Regions from separate parts of the Homo sapiens genome. Here regions 2 and 3 are each linked to region 1. A link is a loop called in an ENCODE intact Hi-C map of the cell type or tissue named here. Cell type or tissue: B cell. All regions are shown on one strand. Region 1 holds the start of MIR922 (microRNA 922). Region 2 holds the start of FYTTD1 (forty-two-three domain containing 1). Region 3 has its middle 43 kb from the start of BDH1.

Region 1 (5,000 bases):
AATAACTGGGTATTTGGAAGGTGAGGACGGCATCGTGTCAGAGTCACTAAAACAGACGCACGATCTAAAGGGATGGGGTGCGGTTGAGGGAGCTAGGGAAAAATAAGTGACAAGTGAGGAGCCTATGAGACTGTTGAGTTCGGCTTCAGAAGCTGTCAGCATTGTCATCCTTTGATCCTATGCTGATGTGAAACAGGCAGGACAAGACGGCACATCTGTCCTCCAGCGCAGTGACCTGGAGAAAGAGCTGGATGTGTCACCTTTTTGTTTTTTGAGACGGAGTCTCACTCTGTCACCCAGGCTGGAGTGCGGTGGCGCAATCTCGGCTCACTGCAACCTCTGCCTCCCAGGTTCAAGCGATTCTCCTGCCTCAGCCTCCCAAGTAGCTGGGATTACAGGCGTGTGCCACCACGCCCAGCTAATTTTTGTATTTTTGGAAGAGACAGGGTTTCACCACATTGGCCAGGCTGGTCTCAAACTCCTGACCTCATGATCCGCCCGCACTGGCCTCCCAAAGTGCTGGGATTACAGGTGTGAGCCACTGTGCCTGGCCTGGATGTGTAATTTAAACCAAAACTGGAAGTAGAGCTCATTTTTATAAACTCCTGGGTCTGAATCTGGGACCTAACCCCTAGTTAAACTTGAGTTCTGTGGGGTCATTCTTAAAGCTCCCTGAAGGACCTGGGCACTTCTAGTCACAGCCCTTCAGAACTTCTGGGACTTGGCTTTTTGAGTCTCACTATGAACAGAAGGGAGAACAGCCTCAGGGTCTTCTAGCCCTACATGGCTTTCAGATCCCAACTTTGAGGCAGAGGAATCAAGGGCAGGGGCCAGTTCCCACATGTTCCCTCTCACGCTGGTGGAGCCTCAGCCCTGGCCATCACCTTAATGCCTCTCCCACTTCCCTGGGAGACTCCTTCTTACCGCCAGCTCAAGCTCTCATCAGCTTCCACCAACCACAGGCAACTTTCCGCTCAGCTTCCAGGGCAGCACCCACGCCCATTTCTTTCCTACCAGCAAGCAACTATGAGAAGACATGCCCATGGGCAGAATTCAATCCCAGAACAAAAATGATGCAGGCTTTAGTTCACAGAGCTGCCAGCTCTTGGAGAAGCCACTCTGACCAGTGTTTTCACAGAGGTTAGAAGCTGCATCAACTTAAGGAACATCACAAACACACACATGGCCCCACCCAAGGACTTCACTGTCAACACACACATTAACGGGGGGGAAGGGGGAGGCAGCACACCAAAATCAGCATTATCAAAAGGACTTCACCATCAACACACATTAACGGGGGGAGGGGGGCAGCACACTAAAATCAGCATTATCAAATGAACAGATAAACATTACCAGGCTACACAGAGTTAAGTGCATAATTGGCATAAAGGCTCTTGTTATCCCAAGAACACAGGGACATTCACACTCACATCCACAAACCGTCAAGTTCTGTAACAGCACTAATAGCAGGAAGCTTTTCTCCAACTTTGACCAAAGAAGCTAAGGCAAGAGAGACTCGGCCACCAGGGAAGGACCCAGCTCTGCTGCAGGAAGGGGAGAGAACGGAGTCGGGTTGTACTTTTACTCAGAAGCACAACGACCATCTAACAGAGGACAGAGTCATCAGGGACACGCTAAGAAGATGGTGGGTGAGGTTCCTGTCCTCACCTTAGGATGGCATCAGGGACCTGCCTGAGCTTCAAAGATCACACCTGCACCAAAAAGCCAGGTTAACTAAGAGACCTTAACACCAAGAGGGGGCCGACCGCTCCTCTGAGTAAGCGCTCCTTCAGCGACAGAGCTGGCGCCTCACGTATGCTTGCGGCGTAAGGCTACAGGTGAGCCTGGCCTGAGCATCAGTTCTGTTCTTTGCTTCAAGATCACCAAGGTAGATGAAGAAAGTCAGCTTGTGGCATCCTCTATGCTTCAAATATTTCAAACAGGAACTCCCGGCAACATAGGGACATTCACAGCTGCCTCTGAGGTCTCTGAGGAGTCTAGGATAGTCAGGATTGTTCTGTGGCCCCCAAAATACCCAAATAAGTGGACGAAATGCCCATGACGTAGTCCTATTCTCTGCTGCTTCTCCTCGGGGCACAGTCTGACCCCAGTCCAGGACAGGGAGAGGGAAAACGCCATCCCCGTTTCAGCAGCAGGAGAGGTGGTTGAGAAAGGCCTGGCTCAGAAGCTCCAGAACTGAAACAAAGGAAAATTGGAAATGATACCTGACATGCAGGTGAAACCTAGAGGAGAAGGCCACAGACGCTGGAAGAACTTGGTCTTGCTGTCTCTTCCACTGACAGAGGCACTAGAAGCTTCACTGAAGGACCCGCATGTCAGTTCTGATGGAAACACCTGGTGTTTACAAATTATCTGTCACCACAGACTCTGGACCCATCAACCTGCCGACGGCTGACTGCACACAGACGTCAGACAAGTCAGTAAAAAAAAAAAAAAAGATGATGATAATTAAAAAAAAAAAAAAAAAAAGAAGCCCCAGGTGGGGCGAGTCCTTCAAAGAGTGGCTCAGTTCTGCAACAGGTGTGACCCGGCCCGGAGGGAGGGCTGCACGTGCTTTCTTCAGGTGGCCTCCAGGACGGCGGCTTCCAGGGCCAGCGCTTCCGCGGGCTCCTCCTCGTAGTCTGACAGGTAAGACTCCAGGCTCTGCCTGGCCAGTGCCTCCCGCCGGGCCTGCAGCCGCTCGCAGCGCGGACAGCTTCCAGACTTGAAGCAGGCTTTATGGTAACACGCTTTACACTCTACTCAGGTTGGGAAGGTGGGGGAGAGAAGAAAACAATTTGTATTATCTCCAGCTAGAGGTCAGTTGCTGCCACAGCCCCTTCTCGCCACCAAGGCGTGGTGTCCCCTGGGGAGGCCCCGCGAGGTGCTGAGTGGCACCGAACTCTTGCTAACAGGGGTGGCTCTGGGGAATCAAGGAGCCCTGTGTTCAGGCTCACTTGCCCGATGCCTGCACCTGCCCTCACCTTCACAGGTCCGGCACTTATGGAGCTCAAAGGGAAAGATGATGTCATCCTCATTCTGACAGAACTCACAGATGAAGCCTTTGGCTTGGCAGAGCTGGGGAGGAAAAACACAGATGGCAAAATGAGGAGCGGCACATCAGGAACTGGCACGGGAGGGTGAACACCGAGGAGGGGAGTGGTCTACAGGGTTCTGCTGCCCACAGGGAGGAGGCCTGGGCTGGACTCAGAAGCATGAAAGCTAAACTAGGACCAGGGCCGGGCAGCGTTAGACAAAGCTTTAGGCAGAAGATCAGACAGGCACCAGCCGGAGAAGCTCCGACCCCCAGCGCGGCTCTCCATGAAGAGAGGAGAAGGAGGAAATGGCACCACAAAGGGCTTCCTAAGCCGACAGTCCCATCTGGGTCATGATTTTATTTCAGAATAGGAACCACAAGCAATTAAGATAAAATGTGGAGACGAGGCTGTTCCTCAAACACAGCTCCAAGCCTGGAGTCAGGTTGTAGTGAAGGATTTCCAGTTCCTCCCAGACACACAGGGTTTCCTACCTGTGCCCAGCTCGAATTATGGGACGGTCACAGGAACATAAACTGGGCATAGGCTAAGACAGGAAGTTCTAAAAGTGTAATTTCTGCATTTTCAACATGTTGAGTAGATGACGACAATAACGACGTGCGTTTGAGGAATACATAAAGTATACAAAACGCTGTCATACAAATTACCCCATCAACCCTCAAAAATACTGAGAAGAAAGTAAATTATTCTCTTCATCTTAGAGCCAAGAAAATCGAGGCCTCAGAGGGGACAAAGTATTTATTTTGGTCATAATGACTGAGAACAACAAATGACGGCCGAGGGTAGACTCCCTCTCGATTCCAATCCAGAGCTCTCCTCTCACATCATGACAACTGCCTTTTTTTTTTCCACTCTTGTCGCTCAGGCTGGAGTGCAGTGGCATGATCTCGGCTCACTGCAACCTCCGCCTCCTGGATTCAAGCAATTCTCCTGCCTCAGCCTCCCGAGTAGCTGGGATTACAGGCACCCGCCATCATGCCCGGCTAATTTCTGTATTTTAGTAGAGATGGGGTTTCATCATGTTCGTCAGGCTGGTCTTGAACTCCTGACCTCAGGTGACCCGCCCACCTCGGCCTCCCAAATTGCTGGGATGAGAGGCCTAAGCCACCGTGCCTGGCCAACACTTCTTGAGTGAAAGTCTACTCGGTCTTGCCCGGAGCTACCCAGGACCACAGCCAGCACCAGCTCCTCCCCTCACTCGAGGTTCTTTAGATCAGGATGATTTGGCTGCTCTCCAGGCTAAGGAACAGCAGCCCTTTCCAGTTCCTCTCCCAGTGCTGACTGGCCATTTCAACTTCCTCAAGCTAAGTGGCAAGAACCCCAGGTCCACCCCCCTCCCTGTATCCCTAAAAGCAAGGGCTCAGCTGCATGCTACAGTGAGACTTTCTCACCATGCATCTCTCCACATGGGTAGCCCCTGCCCTGGTGAGCTCAGCAAGCCGGGGCCCCAGCTCCCCCTTCCTGGTCGCAGTCAGGTCATTCAGTGAGTACAGGTGGAGGTCCTCTGTCAGGTGGCCTGGGACTGTGTCAAAGGAATCCAGAAGCCTACAGGGAGTGACAGGAGGCAGGTGAGGGAATGAACAGTGCATGTGCCACATCGTAGTAGAAGGATCCCTATCCAGAAACTGCAGAAAGTAATGAGGGTGGGCACCCATCAGCCAGCCCAAGGTTCCAGGCCGCCGCAGCCGTTCCACGCTATTAGGTGTCTGGATGGCAGGAGTGACTGATTTATAGGCTCCTGCAGAGTGGCCCATGTGAGACCCAGCCTGGGAAGAGAGGTGGCCTGTCCTGGATGGAATGACCACAGATCCCCTTCCAGAGAGAAGGACACAGATACAGTTACTGCTGTGGCCTCCTGTTTACCACTTTACAGTTCTGCAAAATCTCTCTACTCTCCTTCGTTACATAACAAGAGCCAAGCGCGGGGATGTGTCCCTTTCGGAG
Region 2 (5,000 bases), 74 kb after region 1:
TTCTTTGCTCTTCAAGCTGTGTGAAGATAGGGTGTGCATCCGTCTTGCTCACTTTTTTTTTTTTTAATCCCCAGGGCCTATTACAGTGCCTGATGCTCAATGAATATATGATTAAATGAATAGCTACCTCTCCTGCCCCAGAAAATTGCAGGGTTGACCTTTTAACCCTGGCCCTTGTGGTTGGCTGATGGACTTCTTGGACAGGACCCAGTTCCGATTTCTTGGCTTGTCTTCCTCTTTATTTTTACTGTGTGTGTCTCGGGTTGCTATTTTCTGTTTTGTGTATGAAAAGACCTGCCATTACCCACAATGCTTCACTCTTGCTTTCTTGCCTTTCCCTCTGGAATCTGGGGATGGCTCCTAGGCCCCAAGACTCTCAGCCCTTGGGGAAACCTGAAAGTCTGAAACACAACAGCTAGGACTGTTTAATCAAATACTGCAGCATGGCCTTTTGCACTATAGAGACTGGGGATAAGGCTTTGGTTTGGGGGAGAAGATCAGGATAAAAGAGAATCTTTTTTTTTTTTTTAAGACAGGGTCTCACGATGTCGCCCAGGCTGGTCTCGTACTCCTGGGCTCAAGTGATCCACCTGCCTCGGCCTCCCAAAGTGCTGGGATTACAAGCGTGAGCCACTGCACCAGGTCGAGAATCTTTATTATATTAGTGGTAGGGAGGATTTTATACATTTGGGATTTTTATCTGTCCTATAAATACCTGAAGTACAAAATGCCTCCAAACTCTAATTGCATTAATTTTCTTCCATAAAATTAAGAACTTAACCTAAGGATCCTCTCTGTAGTTTACTCTCACAAATGAGCAGAGATGGTAGAAGTTATTTCTAGTGACAGAAGGTGAATGTGGAGAAAAATGACTTGTGCTTAGAGGATTTTAAATATACTTTTCATACTCACTATTCTTACTCCTTTTTCTGGTTTTGAAGATGGGTATGAGGTCCAGAGACTCTCCCAAAATCATACAGTGAATAACTAAAGTCAGTGAAAAAGTTATCACTCAATAAAACTCAGGTCTGGGCCCACAACCCAGTTTCTGTAGTTTTTTTTTTTTTTTTATTTGAGATGGAGTCTTGCTGTGTCACCCAGGCTGGAGTGCAATGGCACGATCTCAGCTCACTGCAACCTCCGCCTCCCGGGTTCAAGCGATTCTCCTGCCTCAGCCTCCCAAGTAGCTGAGATTACAGGTGCCCACCATCATGCCCGGCTAATTTTTTTATTTTTTTATTTATTTTTATTTTTTAGTAGGGGTTTCACCATGTTGGTCAGGCTGGTCTCAAACTCCTGACCTCAGGTGATCCGCCTGCCTCGGCCTCCCAAAGTGCTGGGATGACAGGCGTGAGCCAGTTTCTCTAGTTTTTAGCAGTCCAGACAAATGAAGGGGCTTCAGGGTGAGAGAGTAGTAAAATCAAGCACATTATGCTAAGGACATACATGATATTCTCCTTGACATGCCAAATATTGTTCTTGAGTTTCCGAGTCCAAACTTTCCTCCACTATTAAAGTTTCTTGTGCCCCTTGATAGGTGTGTGGTTCACTCTTCCTATATTGTTATGTCCTTGTCATGATAAAAAAAAAGAGACATCTTAACCTTTGAGAATAAGAAGTTATTTAGAATATTCCCAAAAGCCTAACAAAAATCATACATTTCCCCAAGATAAGACTACTAGGCTTACAAAAAAGTCATGGTTCTTTGAGTTCAGCTGGAAACATAATCTGTGTGAAGACTCCTGGTTTTATCCATGCTACATATACAGGAAACGTTCACATTTACTTTTATTGTTAAGGTGACCGCAAAATTGTCACTGCAAGCTTTGCTTTAAATTCAGGCCTGGAAAGGGGAGCTGGAACAGCTGGCTTTAATTTTTAAGTGTGACATGCATAAGAAATATTTTAAAACATGGGATCCCCAAGCAAAAAATAGTAAATGTGTCATTGGTGTTGAAGTTGGAAGCCACATGACATTGTGACATGACTAAATTAAGCAAAGGCTACTGTGGTTTTGAGATGGCTGGTTTCCATGCTAAAGGAATTTTTGCATTTTATGAATTGGAGAGGAGAAAGGCGACAGAGATTTCTAGGTGGACAGAATGCATCTGGTATTGTCCTTAGATGTAAATATCCGAGATAGTTTTAAGCTGTATGAGGGTGATATAACCTAAACGCTTCCACATAAACGCAGTTACTTCAGGGAAGGAGAATGAGGTAAGAAGAGAGGTAAATACCGTATGTTGTAAACGGAAAAAAGTTATCATGCAGGAATTCATCAAATATTAAACTGTTTTCCCGTAGGGATGATTAAAAAGTAAACGAACCCTTCTATCCATTCCCAATGCAAATGAATTAGAAGAAAATGCAGCTACATCAACAGAGGTACTTACCCCTCCCGAGGGAAGCTGAGGTCTTATTAGGGTAGTGAACACCGTGCCAGATGTTTTGAGAGTGCCGATTGAGAGAAGGTACAGACACGGGAAACGTTAGCATTTACTTTGGAGTTAAGGTGACGCAGGAACCGTCACTGCAGCGTTTGCTTTGCGTTCAGATGCGGCAGCTCAGCGCAGCTGTAGGTGGAGGAGCGTGCCAGGGAGGGGGGAGCTGGGATGCAGCTGCAATCTACACTCGCAGGGGTCTGTCCTGCCTCCCGAGGCTGCGTTGCGGTGGGCGCGAAAGGCTCGTGTGTACCGAAGTATAGGGGACCTGTCTGCAGCAGGAGGGACTCGAAGGACACGGAGGATTATATCACTGAAGGCATAAGATTCAGAGGTGCCCGCGGTCTAGCATCCCCCAGTTTGGGCGGAAAGTCGAACTGCTCACAACGGCGGTCCTCGCGAGCGCCTAGCACAGCGGCTGCAATGCCTCGTCCGATCCTGCGAGGGCCGCTAGGAGCGAGTCACGGCGCGGGGCCGCTCTGGTCGCCCGCGAGTGTCGGTGGCCCCGCCCCGCCCGCAGCCGCGGGTGGAGACCGAGGACGGCGCCGGCGCGTGCGCGCTCCCTCGGTGCGGCGGGCTGCGTGCGCGAGTGGGAGGTGGCAGGCCTGCGACTCCGGCCTTGTCCGCGCCCGCTCTCGGCGCGACGTCTCCAGCCATGAACCGGTTTGGTACCCGGTTGGTGGGAGCCACGGCGACTTCTTCGCCGCCGCCGAAGGCCCGCAGCAATGAAAACCTCGACAAAATAGATATGTCTTTGGGTGAGGGGCCGAGTTGGACCGAGTTGGAGTGCGGGGGAGGGCGCGGGTGGAAGCCGGCGGCGCGGTTTGTGGGGGCAGGGGCGGTCGGCAGCAGTTGCCGGCGGAGTTTTCTCGCTGGTGGGCGGACCCGAGCGGAGGCCCGGAGGACAGCCGGGAGCGCAGGCTCGACGCCAGGTGCCCGGCTGGACCGCGAGGGACCCGGGCGTCCCCTCGGCCGCGGCAGTCGGAGGAGGGGCTGTGGAGGCGGGGGCAGGGGCGCTGCGGGCCCGAAGGTTCGCAGGGTCGCGGGGGGCGTCTCTTCTCCCCGGAGGGGCTACGGCTCGCCGCTCGCCGGCTCTTTGTGAGGAAAGATCTGCCGGTTTCCCCGGAGCGCGTTCGCGGTGGGCGTTATCGGGGAGCGAGGGGAATGGTCCGACCGAGCCGTTCTCTCTGAAGAAAGGTCTTGGAGAGCCCGGCCGGGGCTGCGGTCGGTTAAACCAGCGCTTCCGGAGCTTTCCCTGGTCGCCGGGCGTTCCAGGCCGGCGCCGGCCATGGCTGCCGGGCGCGACTCTCGGGGCCACCTCCGGCCGCGGCCCCGGAGCGTCTGTCAGAAAGGAAGCAGCGCTCGGCCGCCTGTGGGATGTGGTTGTGTATTGAGCGCTGCCTAGAAAAGCACAGTCTCCCTCTCCAGGCCTCAGAGCTAGCTAATGGGGGAGAAAGCAAACATCTTTGAAGGAGAGATGATTGCTGTGGCTCGCTGAGAAGCCAGGTAAAGCGTGGGGTTCTTGAGCGCATCTGAGAGGGTGGCGTGGTTTCTTGCCGATTATATAAAAACCGGGAGGTTGGTGATTCCATTAAAATCCAGCCCTGACACTACCGAGGCACCAGCCGCTGTGGTTAGCTTAGGTGGGCTAAAAGTACGAATATTTTTGTCGGGATTCAAGTGATGGCGTTGGGTGTAAGTCAGCTCTGCCAGGTGTTTGGCTGGCAGTTTTTCGGATATTTGAAAAGTACCTGACTAGTGGATTCCGAGGCGTACCCTTTCCCAGGACGGTCTTTAGAGTGATAACTGTCTTGGAAACCTTCTTTCGGTTTTCATTTCTTCCCATTTGTCTTGTGTGTCTTTTGTTGTGGTTTATCTGGAACGTTTTTGGTTCCAGGTGAGATGGGAACTATTGATTTCTACGATTGCCACAGTCAGAATCCAGTATGTGAACTAAGCAAATGATCAGAAATAATAGGTTTGGCCTCAAGTCTTGCCTTGCTGCTGGTTAGTAGTGAGCTTGTAAGAAATGAGAAAGCTGGGGCTGGGCGCGGTGGCTCACGCCTGCAATCCCAGCCCTTTGAAGGCGGAGGCGGAGGCAGGCAGATGGCTTGAGCCCAGGAGTTCGAGACCAGCCCGGGCAGCAAGGTGAAATCCCATGTCTACTAAAAATACTAAAATTAGCCGGGCGTGGTGGCCGCGCGCCTGTAATCCCAGCTAAGACATGAGAATAGCTGGAACCCGCGGGCGGATGTTGCAGTGAGCCGATTGCGCCACTGCACTCCAGCCTGGGCGGCAGAGCGAGACCCTGTCTCCCCCCGCTCTCCCCCCCCGCAAAAAAGAGAGAGAAACCTTTTGAGGTAAGGCCAACAAATAATGTAATAATGAATATTTATTGAGTGCTTACTACCTACCAGGTCCTGTACTAAGCATTTTATATGTTAACTCAGTTTATCCTCGTCATAACTCTGTGAGGATTCTAGCGATGGAGAGCACGGAACCCAGAACCACATTGTCTCAGTTCAGGTCCTGGACTAAGCATTAAATTAAATTAATTAA
Region 3 (5,000 bases), 76 kb before region 1:
AAAGGACAGCCTGGCAGGGGCAGGGGCAGGGGCAGGGGCTGGCGTGAGGGGATGGGCCGCAACAGGGAGAAGTGCCAGGAGTTTGCTTCTCTTCTCTCTGAAGCCAAGCAGGACCCTAAGAACAGCCTGGAACAGGGGTTCTCAAACCTCCATGTGCAACAAAATCACTCCCAGTTTCTGATTCAGTGGGTCTGCAGTGGGACCTGAGAATTTGCATATCTAAAAAGTTTCTGGGTGCTGGTGATGCTGCTGGTCTGGGAACCACACTTTGAGACGCACTGGCCAGGAGAGAAGAAGCAGAAAAGAAGGTCGTGCGATAATGCTGGAAAATCCACTGCTGGAACGAGGCCCTCAGGCTGCGTGAAACCAGACTGGGAACAGCCTCTTCTTTTCTTTTCTTTCTTTCCTTTTTTTCTTTGCCTTTTTTTAACTTGCAAATATATATATACCTTATTCTTTCAACCAAGCAAACACCACAAGATTTTATTTTGCTAAAACATGTTAATAACATTTATTTTATTTATTTATTTATTTTTTGGGAAGGAGTTGCACTCTTGTTGCCTAGGCTGGAGTGCAGTGGCACAATCTTCGCTCACTGCAACTTCTGCCTCCCGGGTTCAAGCGATTCTCCTGCCTCAGCCTCCCAAGTAGCTGGGATTACAGGTGCCCGCCACCACACCCAGCTAATTTTTTGTAATTGTAGTAGAGACGGGGTTTCACCATGTTGGCCACGCTGGTCTCAAACTCCTGACCTCAGGTGATCCGCCTGCCTCGGCCTCCCAAAGTGCTGGGATTACAGGCGTGAGGCACCATGCCTGGCGTTAATAACTTTTTTTTAATGACGATGACTGGAAACAATTTCTAGCCTCTGCATCTGGGCCACCATGCCCACTATGGTTCAAAACTCAGGCTTCTGGATTTTTTTTCTGTATCCTCTTCCCACCCCACACTGGTGGCCTGACGGAATTTCAACAGTGTCTTGGTGACAGCAATTTGAAGTTGTGTTAGCATTCGGAATGAAACAGGACTCTTAAGGCCAGTCAGTTTTGCCACTGATTAACCATGTCACTCCTCCCTCTCTGAACCTTGGCTTTCTTATCACTAAAGGAAGAGGTTTGGACAAGATGGTATGCATGAAAATGATAATGTTTTGATGTTTATCGTTTATTTGGCCTTTGAGCCATAAGAGCTCAGTTAATCCCTGTGAAATCATTTTTATTGCCTCCCCACTTTTCACAGAGAAAGAGAATTGGAAAAGCACAGTCATTTTTGAGCATCAAGATAAAGAAGATGGCCACATAAAAGCTTCTGCAAAAACCCCACGGAGGACCTAGTCCCTTATGTTACTTAGTGTTCCTTATATAACAGTTTACATGAAAAAATCCTCCTGAAAGTTAGTGCCTGATAAATATGTCCCTCCAGAAGATGTAATATGCGTCATTTTATAAGGCAGAATCAACTTTCTAACACTTCATGTTTTTCTTTTGTTTAACTGCCAGGAAGCTTGGAGCTAATTATGCCAAGATTATAATAACCATTTAAATCTCAAAGTCCTGGCATTATCTCCCATATCTTCTAAATCCTAATGCCTAAGTTTTCTTAGGGAGACTATCTGTGAATAGGGGGATTGTGTAATTTATCATCGAAATGGGAGTCTTTTCAGAGGGAGAAAACTATTCATAAATGTGCCAGGTGATAGATATAAGCCAGGACTGTCCCAGGCAAACCGAGATGGGTAGGCACCCTACCTGTAGTTGGAAACAGGTTTGCCAAAAATTATATACAAATAGCGGTCGATTAGACCTGGTTGGTGCAGCAGTTCTGGGTCTCATCAAACTCAGCAGAATAACACAGAGTAGAGATAGATGATAAGCCACAGGAAACAACAACAAAGGTTCTGAACGTATTTGTGGGTGTGGGAAGGGAATGGGTGAGCCCTCTCCCATCATGCAGCCCTATCCCACTTTATTTCCCAAAGCCTGTGCCTCCTCAGTACTGTGGACATCGTGTCTTGTGGCCAGTCGCAGCTCAGAGCCTCACTCTCTCTCCCAGGCTGGAGTGCAATAGCACGATCTCGGCTTACTGCAGCCTCCGCCTCCCAGGTTCAAGCGATTCTCGTGCCTCAGCCTCCTGAGCAGCTGGGACTACAGGAGCGAGCTACCACACCCAGTTAATCTTTGTATATTTAGTACAGATGGGATTTCACCATGTTGGCCAGGCTGGTCTTGAACGCCTGACCTCATGATCCACCGCCTTGGCCTCCCAAAGTGCTGGGATTACAGGCCTGAGCCACCGCGCCCGACCAGCTGTTCAATTCTTTATAGGAGGGGCTTAGGTTGGGCAAATCTGTTTAGAAGGGAAGGTCAGGGGGACTTTAATCCGGAATTGTAAGGCACTTTACTGAAGACTGGAACAAATGTGATTGTCCATCTCAAAAAAATGGGGTGGTGCTGATGAAGATGATGAGACCCTGAAAGTCAGTCACCATGCAGTCGGCTCCCTCACAGAGCATGCCACCCCAGCGTTTGCCTGCTCACATCCTGCTATGCTTTTCCCCATGCCGAGGACAGTACTGACCTCCCCACCTTTCTCCTGGCACAGCCAGTTTAGCTGCGGGACCCTCTCCTCTGCAGACAGGTCCCAGCAGGGCTCAGAGGCAGGAAGAAGCCGCTATGCCGCTTCTATGAACCAACACTAGAGGTCGCCCTTCTCCAGCATCGGACAAGAGTCCACCAAAGGGAGAGCTCCAGCTTCTGCTTAAAATGCCCTGATCACAGATGACAACTCCGGGGGGACCTCGCCCCACGTGGGAAGGCACTGCTCTAAGGCAGAGGAGGAGGCTGAGCCCACCCAGCCCCAACGGAGGCCCAAGGTTGCTGAGGGGAAGCAGAGCTGGGCTGGAGGCAGGGACAGGCCCATCTTCAGAGTCCTTTCTCCTGCCCAGCCATCCCCGTGGAGAGAACGCTGTGCTCCAGGGGAAGCCAAGTGCCTTGGGATCTGAGGAGCTGCCTGGCGCTGGGCTGGGAAAGACCGAATCGTTTCCAGGAGCGATGAACATCTGGGAGCGACAGAAGCCTGTGCAGCCTGCAGAGTGACTAATGTGTGTGTAAACTGTGAGGGGCTATGCATGCAGAGGCAAGCACATTCATTCGTAATTGGCCGCTCATTCTCTGCAAATAGAGACCCTGTCTAAAGAAGGCTCAGGTGCCCGGTAAGAGCCATCGTAGCCGGGGCTGCCTGGCTTGTCTGTTGTTCTCGCTCCCTTGGGTTCCTGGGCAAGCTTTCCTCACCAAGCCCCGGCTGTCTGTGTAAAAAGGAAGGGAGGGTACTTCCAAAAGGCAATTCTACACTATTTTTTTTTGTTTTTTTTTGAGACGGAGTCTCGCTCTGTCTCCCAGGCTGGAGTGCGGTGGTGCGATCTCGGCTCACTGCAAGCTCCACCTCCCGTGTTCACGTCATTCTCCTGCCTCAGCCTCCTGAGTAACTGGGATCACAGGCGCCCGCCACCAGGCCCGGCTAATTTTTTGTATTTTTAGTAGAGACGGGGTTTCACCGTGTTAGCTAGGATGGTCTGGATCTTCTGACCTAAGGTGATCTGCCCGCCTTGGCCTCCCAAAGTGCTGGGATTACAGGCGTGAGCCACCGCGCCCGGCCCAATTCAACATTCTTTACTTTTCTAGTCATAACCTATTTTCAGCTGGAAACCAGAAAGGCTGGTTCTATGTGCAGATGGCAATGCTGAGGTTTAGAGGTAAAACACCCACCTGAAGTGAATAGAGGCTGGACTGGAACCCAGGATGGCTCACCTGGAGGCGGCGCTCCCATACGGCACCCGGCAGCCTGTTTTGTACAGGAACAATACTTGCCTTCCTCCGCAAAAAACAAACAAACAAACAAAAAATGCAGGGGTTGAAAAGAAAACTGCCTGAGCTGAAAAGTTTTGTTGTTGTTGTTCTGAGACAGGGTTTCCCTGTCGCCCAGGCTGGAGTACAGTGGTGTGATCTTGGCTTACTGCAGCCTCCGCCTCCCGGGAGTAGCTGGGACCACAGGAGTGTGCCACAGCTAATTTTTGTATTTTTGTAGGATATGGTTTTGCCATGTTGCCCAGGCTGGTCTCGAACTCCTGAGCTCAAGCAATCTGCCAGCCTTGTCCTCCCAAAGTGCTGGGGTTACAGGTATGAGCCAGCGTGCCCCACCTGAAAAGTTTTAAATGAGGCAAGGGTGTCAAAACAAACAAAAAACAACAACCAGGAGAAGTGAGCATTGCCTCTGAGCCCCATGTGCGATCCCTCAGATGCCGAGGCAGGTTGCACTATCACCCACCATGAGCCCTCCGACCCTGGCCTGTGGAGTGGAGAAAAGACGCCAACTGCTCCCCTGCAGCACCCTGCGCTTTTCTTCCTCCAGGCCCGATGGTGGGTCTCAGCCAGCTGGTTACACACGAGCGCGCGACATGTCCAAAGCGAAGCACAGCCCTTTGTGTCGTCAGCAGGGGAAGAGATAGCAGTTGCTCCCACATGAAGCCCAGGGTACCTGGCAGAGTGCAGCCCCTCCTCTTCCCACTGGGAGGAAATAGGGTAACTAACCCATTTCCCAGATGCAAAGTGATCTGGAGGTCCTCCCTCAACAGACCCTTCAAGCCGAGCGTCATCGGGAGCTGAGTCATCCAGACACTATGGTACTAGGTCTGTGCCATCACAGAACTAAAGTCACTCTCTCTTCAGCTAGAGGAGAGCCTCTCACGGACAGGCGCCATGGCTGATTCATCCTAGCATTGCCCACAAACCTGGACTCACGGGGTACGGTGGGTGCTTAGTAACTACTCATCCATCAAATTGTCCAAATTAACCTCACTGCTGAATGGAATTAAGCCAAGGCCACCTCTCTTGGGAGAAGCGTGTTTTTCTGGAACACAGGGAGGATCCTTAGCTCTAACAAGTTGACATTTTGAAACATAATAACCCTTAAAAGGCATCTGTTTGTTTTTTTTTTAAATAACT

Evidence for each region. Hi-C counts contacts between places; a loop is a spot of excess contacts. Peaks named below come from ENCODE experiments on the same cell type or tissue, not always from the same donor. Only the 100,000 strongest peaks of a DNase experiment are listed, where the experiment ranks them.
Region 2: a loop joins it to region 1, with 6 times the contacts of the local background. A loop is called at or near these places in 4 of 110 quality-filtered maps.
Region 3: it touches region 1 in a loop (14-fold over the local background); 24 of 110 quality-filtered maps call a loop at or near these places.

The regions. Positions count from the first base shown.
Region 1 is chr3:197,672,438-197,677,437 of GRCh38, forward strand. It overlaps RUBCN (rubicon autophagy regulator), which reads right to left. Exons shown (of 20, transcript NM_014687.4): 18 at 4,448-4,601; 19 at 2,985-3,078; 20 at 1-2,759. The coding sequence ends at 2,581. It overlaps MIR922 (microRNA 922), which reads right to left and starts at 2,139; the gene lies at 2,059-2,139. In B cell, no CTCF peak of the experiment used is centred here; DNase peaks (open chromatin) are centred at 1,702 and 2,504; H3K27ac peaks cover 1,918 bases.
Region 2 is chr3:197,746,876-197,751,875 of GRCh38, forward strand. FYTTD1 (forty-two-three domain containing 1) reads left to right here and starts at 3,008. Exons shown (of 9, transcript NM_032288.7): 1 at 3,008-3,199. The coding sequence starts at 3,097. It also overlaps a transcript of RUBCN not described here. RefSeq lists an enhancer at 1-73 and silencers at 2,805-3,144, 3,245-3,514. In B cell, a CTCF peak has its summit at 2,862; DNase peaks (open chromatin) are centred at 2,946, 3,746 and 4,566; H3K4me3 peaks cover 2,907 bases; H3K27ac peaks cover 2,875 bases.
Region 3 is chr3:197,596,508-197,601,507 of GRCh38, forward strand. No RefSeq gene overlaps it. Among named protein-coding and RNA genes, the nearest start is that of BDH1, 43 kb to the left of the region's middle. In B cell, CTCF peaks have their summits at 2,722 (motif pointing right) and 2,923; a DNase peak (open chromatin) is centred at 2,704.